Regions from separate parts of the Homo sapiens genome. Here region 1 is linked to region 2. A link is a contact called in ENCODE Hi-C data. All regions are on one chromosome and are shown on one strand. The core of a region is the stretch at or near the end of the contact, and the rest is flanking DNA. Distances in the headings are between cores, read along the strand shown. Region 1 holds the start of LINC02917 (long intergenic non-protein coding RNA 2917). Region 2 overlaps MED12L (mediator complex subunit 12L).

Evidence for each region. A loop is a pair of places that touch in the nucleus more often than their neighbours do. Pooled maps may share reads with other maps.
Region 1: a pooled map shows a loop between it and region 2 (4-fold over the local background). The contact joins the promoter of LINC02917 here to the enhancer-like site in region 2. A Hi-C loop is called at or near these places in 5 of 50 pooled maps.

What each region holds. Positions count from the first base shown.
Region 1 is chr3:152,203,810-152,208,152 of GRCh38, forward strand. It overlaps LINC02917 (long intergenic non-protein coding RNA 2917), which reads right to left and starts at 1,618. Exons shown (of 3, transcript NR_186000.1): 1 at 1,564-1,618. It overlaps LOC101928166 (a long non-coding RNA gene), which reads right to left and starts at 1,620. Exons shown (of 3, transcript NR_136178.1): 1 at 1,564-1,620.
Region 2 is chr3:151,302,929-151,307,143 of GRCh38, forward strand. All of the region lies in intron 16 of MED12L (mediator complex subunit 12L), which reads left to right. All of the region lies in intron 1 of GPR87 (G protein-coupled receptor 87), which reads right to left. Among named protein-coding and RNA genes, the nearest start is that of GPR87, 12 kb to the right of the region's middle. Within about 2 kb of position 2,588, at least 8 of the 41 ENCODE cell types and tissues checked have a DNase peak (open chromatin) inside an H3K27ac peak, as active enhancers do.

The DNA of each region.
Region 1 (4,343 bases), core at 368-2,867, 900 kb after region 2:
CAAATGCCTTCTCTACAAGTCAGGGCCTCACAGAAAGCCATAAAAGGAAAGGAATATAATTTCTCTTGCTGGCACTTACTGAAAAGCTAAAATAGAATAGTAACAGAAATCATATTTGCCAGCCCTAACTGAAGGAATTGTGAAACATCTCAGAAGATTGTAAGTTATTATAAAAATGTTGTAATTACCATGCTATTAACTATGCCTTATAGGAGTTGAAACTTTTGTTTAACCAAAAATTATTTCAAGAACAGACAGCTAATTACTTACATTTAGAAAATATATTGCATACAAAGATATGGAGCATTTTAAAACGTAGCTTTAGGTTGAAATGCAGTAGTCCATTTTTTACTCCCTAATAAGAACTAGGATTTTTGAAATGATATTTTCAAGTATAGTAATAATATCTTTGAAATAATTCACTTATTTTTCCAGTTGCTGGCTTCAAAAGATTTTTAAAAACTGTGTCATTTATTTCATAAATTCTGAATTCTTTAAAGCAAACATGAGTGTGTGAAAGTTAGTTAAAGCACACCTACAGTAAGAAATTACGTGATTCTTACAGTGAGTTATTGCTCTTTTTAAAAGTGATTCATTGACTATGGCTTGGGTAGCTTAACCCTTTGAAGTACACATATCTGCATATACAGATTACACATGTTTTGAAAAAATGAGTAAGTTTTGAATTACAGGTATGTATGTGGAATTGTGAGGTCAATACAGAAAGTTTGGATAAAATGCCACTTTGGCAGAACGCTAAAGATTAGTGTCAGCTGTGGGATCTTTTTGTTGATGTAATAATGCACATTTCAGTTCACCTTAAACAATGACTATCTTGACTACTGTATTATGTCATTATATACTGCATTTATGGCTCTTTCAGGAATAATTGTGAAAGCTTTATTGAATTATTTTTCATTTCTTTTCTAATTACAATTTTCAATTTATGTCATATCCAAGGGAACATAACAAGAAACTAAATCAATTTATTTCTCTGTGTTTCTTTTTTAATAAAAAGAAAACTAAGCTTTTCTGATTTTTTTCTGAAATTGCTTTTTTATGCTTTCTTAAAAACAAATTTATCTTTAAATTTAAATTCAAATATGAAACCCCTTGCCAAGATACATGTTTAGCTTTTTTTTTCCTTCAGAGAATTTTTTTCCTGGTAAGAATAATTTATATGGCTGAGGCTTTAGTCCCAAAACAGTTTTAAATTGAAAAAAAAGTGGCTTTTAAGAAACCGAAATGCCCATTTTTTGTCTTAAATGAGTCTACCAATGCCTCCTTTCTCCTTTCCTCCACTATCCTCCCTCACTCACACTTCAACAAGTATACCCCCACACTATTTTTCACACTGTTTCTTCCCTAGAGTAAGTCCTTTTCAGGCTACCTGGTGGTTTGTCCACAGCCTAGGCAATGCAAATATCACCCAAATGAGTCCCTGAGATACATGTTAATAGAAGCTATACAATGTAATGTTAAGAACCAGTTGGCTTCTCTGTCTCCAAATACTGATCTAATACATGTTTGCAGATTAGATTTACAATGGATGAATTTACATACAGTTCTGTGCTCTGTAGAGAAATGTAGTTGCTTTAGAGTCGGAACGGCAAAATGTGGCTCTTCTGAACCTAGAAGAGAAAATTCTGACCCCTCCTCCTTCCCCATTTTAATGGTTTGACTAACCACAGACAAACACCCTTAGCATATTTGGGGAAGTAAGTTGTTATTTTATCGGTTTGAGGACTTCTCTAAACTTATCTTTTATATGCTCTCCAGCCCTAGGCTGTGATGTTTTCTGGTTGTCTTTAAATATCTGAAGAGGCAAAAGCTCTTGCTCTCAGTTCTTATTAACTTCTCGTCACAACAGGAATAGTCTGTTAATCTAATTTGCCTATAAACTTATTTTTTTCTTTCCTTGGTTTTCTACCCATAACATTCCCCAACTTAATTTGCTGCTTGGAACTTCTATATTGAAGACCACCCATTTCCTTATCTATTACCTGCTCATTCTTCACTGTGTCTATGGATATATCTGATGCTCTCTATTCTTAAAAGGATGAGAAAATAAGAAATAGGAAGAAACTGAGGGGTTGTTTTAAAACTCAACCAATAAATTATTGACATTACACCTAGCTGATACAAATCTATACACTCGTGGGTTCAAGAAATTTCATTTTCTTTTACGATCACGATTTAAAAGTGTAATTCTAACTCTGAGACATCTTCCCATTGGGATGACAGGAAATTCAATCCCAGGCACTCTCGGTACTCCCCATCTTCTCTCCCTCCTCTTCCCCCAGGCCCAGAGTGTTAAGGAATAGAAGTCACAAATATGATGTGGAAACAGTAAAAGGTGGCACCTTTTCAAGATTGTGCCCCTCCTCTACATAGGCCCATCTGATTTCTGATCTTGCTTGGACAGATCTTCTGTATTTTCAACAGAAGGCATAAATGTGAATTTTTATGTGAATTCTCTCAAATTATAAATATTTATTTAAATGATGCCATTTAAAAATATATAGCTTTAAGCCAATTCAGCCCATTGGCCACCATTTTACAACTTCTATCTTGGACATGGTAAGTGCCATAAGGGCACTTGCCATCAGGCTGCTTCGGCCTTTCTGCCCTGCGTGAAGGCAAGGGTCGGCCTGGCTATCTGTCTGATAACTTTTCAGAGCCCAGGGGCTCAGGGGAGATGCTCACTTAGATAGCCTCTACCCTAACATTTGGTGATTATCATTTATTACAGAGTACTTTGTGCTTCAGGAGTTCTCTAGTTCTAAAGGTTATTTGCACAAGCAAAACAATAAAAAATTAATTACACCAAATAGTAGGCATTGCATGGTTCTTATCAGGTGAAACTAGAGGAAGTATTTGGCATGTTTCTTTATTCTTTGCAGAGATTCCATAATTCCAACACTATGAGGAATATATTGGTAAAAGGAGAGAAGCTGGTGTCTGGCCCCCTAATACATGATGTGCTTCAAAAGTCCAGGCATGAGCAAATAGAAGATGTGTGAATCTGGACATGGATAAGGGAAAGAATGGAAAATAAAATTGCAAGAGATGATGTAGAGTAAACTGGATAGGATTTGGTACCAAAGATATAGACAGTGATTGGAGGAGGGCAGAGTAGACACAGATGTCTACAGTTTAAGGACTCTATGGATAAGAGGATGAATTTTCCCTTCAACAAAATATTGACTAATGCCAAATTAGTTTCAGATGATCTATAATCAGTTCTATTTTCAACAAATCAGATCATGACTCTCCGCATCTTAAAAGTTTCCATTGGCTCTCTGATACAAATGGGACACATTTTAGCCTCTTCTACTTGGTCTAAAAAGTCCTTTAACATACAACCTCAAACTGCCTCTCTAGTCCTTACATAGCACCCTGAATGCTCAATATTCTACATCTGCTCAAACACACTATTTTTTTCTTTGTTGTTTCTAAAACATGCCAGGCAAATGTCACAAGTATGTTGTATTCTCTGTTAAATTGGCAGAATAAGTTTATTTAAATCAGTTTGTGCCTAAAACAGCTCTCATTTTAGCTCTTGCCTATCTTTCCCCTACCCAGATCCTTTGAAAACAACTTGAGATAGTGTACAGAATTATGGTCGTCCAATAGGTTTTTACTTTCTTAAGACTGATTATTTCAGTGAAAATAAAAATTCTCTACCATTCTTACCAATTAAGTCACTTTGAACAAGTGACTGACTGTTTTTTTTTTAAGTTTGGGGTGCTAATTGTGAACATTAAATAAGACCATGTTTGTACATTAGATAGTCAAAAAATGTTAGATTCCAATTAACTGATCAGCAATTTGGCCAAAAGGAAATTGAGGCCACAAAAATACAGGAAATGGGAAAAGGGAGTGAAGGGTAGAAGAAAAAAAGAGGAAATATAGATAGTTGTATCCCTCCAACAAAGTCCCTTTAGATACTGTTTACTGGTAGACAGTAAATAGGCTCTTCCTAGAAAATTTAAAACATATATTTGTTAATTTATCAAGTGCTAGAAGTATAAATTTACTTAGTAAAATACTACTTCTATTAAAAAATTAGATAGCTTTGTAGATAACTTATAAAAATACTTGATTCTCATTATCTATTGTGTCAACAAATCTTTAAAATGAGTACCATTCCCTGTCAAAATCACACTAATGCCATATTTTTGCATAAAGTAAACATTCCTGATGACAGATGGAGGGCAATAAATATGCTTGAGAAAATACCTTATATTTCAGCCGGCCACAGTGGCTCACGCCTGTAATCCCAACACTTTAGGAGGTCGAGGCGGGCAGATCATGAGGTCAGGAGATGGAAACCATCCTGG
Region 2 (4,215 bases), core at 1,338-3,837:
GAAGATACAGAGGTGTACCCGAACTGAGGGGAAGCAAGGATTACAGAGGTTCCATGACAACTATGATGCCCAGGTTGTGGCAGGTTTGCCCAAGGTCCAATCAGAAAGGAGCACATGGAAATGCTGAGTGTAGCCAAAGATAAGGTATAATAGTCTACTGAGGAACTGGTGACAGCATGTAGAGATGGAGATATATGACAAAATATGAGGCATCTTAAAGAATCTGTGGCTGAATGATGCTGGTGAAAAGGGTTAGAAGATTGTTGGAGGCCTCCCAGGTATTTGACTATAGATTTTAGTCTCTTTCGCTGATGTAGGACCCATGAAAGGACAAACACGTACTGGGAAGAGTGGAGTTTAGTTTTGGATTGGTTGATTTCATGATGCCTGTGTAGTATGCATGTGGAGGTGTCTACTAGATGATTAAAGAGAAAGGTCTGGAGCTTGGAGAAGTACTCCTGGCTGGTGATGTCTATCTAAGGCCAATAGAAAATAGGTGATAGAAGAAGCTGTGGGAATGAATGAGATTGTTCAAGATGAAACTGCACAGTCGGCCATGCATGGTGGCTCACGCCTGTAATCCCAGCACTTTGGGAGGCCATGGTGGGTAGATTACCTGAGGTCAGGAGTTTGAGACAAGCCTGGCCAACATGGTGAAACCCCATCTCTACTAAAAATACAACAATTAGCCAGATGATGTTGCGTGCACCTGTAATCCCAGCTACTGGGGAGGCTGAGGTAGGAGAATTGCTTGAACCCAGGAGGCGGAAGTTGCAGTGAGCTGAGATCACGCCACTGCACTGCAGCCTGGATGACAGGGTGAGACTCCGTCTCAAAACAAACAAACAAACAAAAAACCCAAAACCACACAGTGGAGTGAGAATAGCAGAGAGCTAATGTAGACTTTTTAATGGAGCAGTCTTAGGGTGAGGGGAGTGCCTGAAGGAGAGGCCAGAGAGTTGGGAGGATTACCAAATAATAATAATAATGTCATGTGAACCAAAAAGAGAGTTTAGGAAATGAGGAATTGTGACTAGTTTTATCCTGTGGGGGAAGTCAAGTGACATAGGACAGCAAAGTGCCACTGGATGGGATTCAGCAACAAAAAGGTCATTGTTCATCTTTGCCAGTGCTCCACGTGCTGGGGGGCCCAGGGTGTTTTGGGGAGAGAAGCCTAATGACAGAGGGTTGAGTAATGATTGTAAGGTGAGGAAGTGGAGGCAGCAATCTCAGAAAACTCTTTCAAAAAAAGAACATGCCTGTGACAGAAAGGAGACAGAGAAGGTGGGAGGTGGAGATAGATAAAGGATTAATGGAGGGTTTTCTTAAGCATATCATTCAATGTCTGGCATTTAAAAATGTTCTGGCCAGGCACGGTGGCTCATGCCTGTAATCCCAGCACTGGGTGGCCGAGGCTGGTGGATCACCTGAGGTCAGGAGTTCGAGACCAGCGTGGCCAACATGGTGAAACCCTGTCTCTACTAAAAATACAAAAATTAGCTGGGCATGGCAGCGTGCACCTGTGGTCCCAGCTATTCGGGAGGCTGAGGCAGGAGAATCGCTTGAACCCGGGAGACCTTGCAGTGAGCCGAGGTCATGCCATTGCACTCCAGCCTGGGCGACAGAGTGAGACTGTCTCAAAAAAAAATTTTTTTTCCAGCTTGGATTAAAAAAAAAAAAAATCCTGCCTTGACCTCTAGCCAAGTATGGTGGCACCGTGGTGGAGTGTATAGAGCAAGGATTTGATTCTCTCATTCTCTGAATTACAGCCCCAGCTCTGTTGGTTTTAGCTTCTAACCCTCCATTTCTGCCTGTATAAAATGGGTATGAAGACTCATCCATTATAGGTTGACTGCGAGGTTAAAATGATGAACGTTTACAAAGCAGCCTGTGTACTTGCGCAGGGTGGAGCTGAAGTCGTTTTAGTTCCTGCTGTATATCATAGGTACACAGTTGAATTTATTTAGCACTTCATAGGCTGGACAAGGGGGTTGAGGGGGGTGGATCCTTGCACCTTGTTTATGCTGAGATGGCTGTGTGGCTGGTGGCCTCAGCTGCCCTCTCAGGAGTCATTTGACTGATACTTTTGCTCCAATAGCTTGCCCTTCCTTTAAATTGTCTCAGAGCCTTACCTGCCTGCTGTCTTTCTGAATGATCAGTGCCTCAGCTTCAGCGCTCCCTGTGTGCTTTTACTACAGTGGCTCTGCATTGTCTGCATGTCCCAGCACTTGCAGGGTGTTGCAAGGAAGATTGCTTCAGTGGTAGTAAAGGGCTTGGTTCCAGGACCTGGATCCCGGGCGGGAATCCTGCCCTGCCACCTACTGTTCCTTCAGCTGAGAGCTGATGAAACCACACAAGAATGTGATGTTTGTGGTAGGCCTAGGTTTCACAGTCATTCCTGAGGTTAGATGGTATCGCTGCTTAGAGACCTGTTTTTTTTCCAGCCACCCATTGGTATTTTCCTTTGGCTATTTTACTAACCATGTTTCTTTGTTGTTGGTTGTAAAATGAGGTTGGTGGAAAAGGATTAACACATTCTCAGTTTCTCCTTGCTTTTGGACCCCGAACTTGGTGGTTGATACCTTAAGCAATCTTCAGAGCTACCCTAGGACCTAGATATATTTCCACCCCCGCCAGGTAGGAAGATACGAGATTCAGACAGTTTAATTAAGTTGCCCTGACTCACACTGTGAGTAATGGGTAGAGCTGGGATTCATATCAAATACAATAGAAACTGAAATTGCAGTTCTATTATACTGTTGTGGAGTAAAAGTGAAGAATGATTCTGGGGGGTTATTTTAGAGGACAGGAAGTGGGAGGGGGGCAGTATTGGGCAGAGGTAGGAGTCTGTTTTCTCCATCAAGCTTGTGAAGGAACTGCTAATCTTCCAAACTAGAGGTCTAGTTTTATTTGGCCTGAACAATGTTGAAAACATCAGGAAATTTCACATAAGAATCCAGATTTGGAACCCATTTTGAAAGATGAGAAGATTTGCTAGCATCCAGCATGAACAATCCAGCACTATTAGTTGCCTCTTCCTGATGGGGAAGTGAGCTCTCTCCAGTTCTCTGGCTCACAGCATACGCGTTGACATCCCTGGGCCACCTCTTTCAGGAGCATTACCTGCCGGGTCCTACAGTCAGTTGATTTGGCAATGATTATTCCGCTTATCATTTAATCTTATGTGGCTATACTTAACCTCTATAGATCCCCAATTGTTCTACTTTGATTATAAATGTATCTTTCCCTTCTTCTGTGTCTCTCCTCCCTGCAAACGCCTGATTTTTCTTGTATTACTGACCATCACTTAACCATTTCTTTTCAAATGGTTTTTCTTATACCTCTTAGCAACCCAGAAAAAAGTAGTGACAGGAGGTCATGTTGATTAGTTCACACCTGAGAATGTGTTAATAGTCACAGTGGAGCTTTTCTCTGTGCCTGCCCCTCTACTGGGGCCTTTAAGTGAAAACCCTACTGATTGTGTTATAAAACTGCTTTCGGTGGGGAAAAACTGAGGTTTCTGGTGTTACGAAAAGCTTCTGAGTAGTGGAATAGGGACTTGACCCCAGTTGTGTTGGATGCCCAAACATTTGCTCTCTCCCCAGAAGGGCTATGGGAGGACAACATCCAGGACTACTGAACAGCTACTTTGGACACCCAGCCTTGTGGTCCACACAGAGCCAGCCTGCTGTTGCAGTTCACTGGATTGGATCTTGGCATGGGTGGGGAGTCATTTGTACCACGCCGGGGGAAACTCTGTCAGCAGGAAGAGCAGGCCGGTGTGCCCTGCCCTGCCATGGCAATGCTTTAACTCTCCCTGGGCTTCATCTCTCTTGTTATTGCCCTCTGGTCAGGATCTTGAAATATCAGTGCCAGTTAAATGCTGGCTCCCTAAATGCAGTTGCTCATGATTAATTTTTGACTTAGTGTTTGGTAGTGGTGGTTCTCAAATGACAGAGTTATAATATCAATATCTTTGCTATCTGTCCTCCACTCTCCAGTTTTCCCTCTAAAAGCTCACATCTGAAATTGTAAGAATTTGAGATCTGAAGGTTTATTTTGCCACTTTAGTTCTGAAAAGCTATACTGAACTGATTGATTATATAGAGATATTGATGTAGTTCCTGCATTTTTGTGGTAAAGAGATAGTCTTCACAAAAGCCATCTGATAGAAAGTTTATTTGAAAGATACAGGATCTCTTCTATTTTGGAATC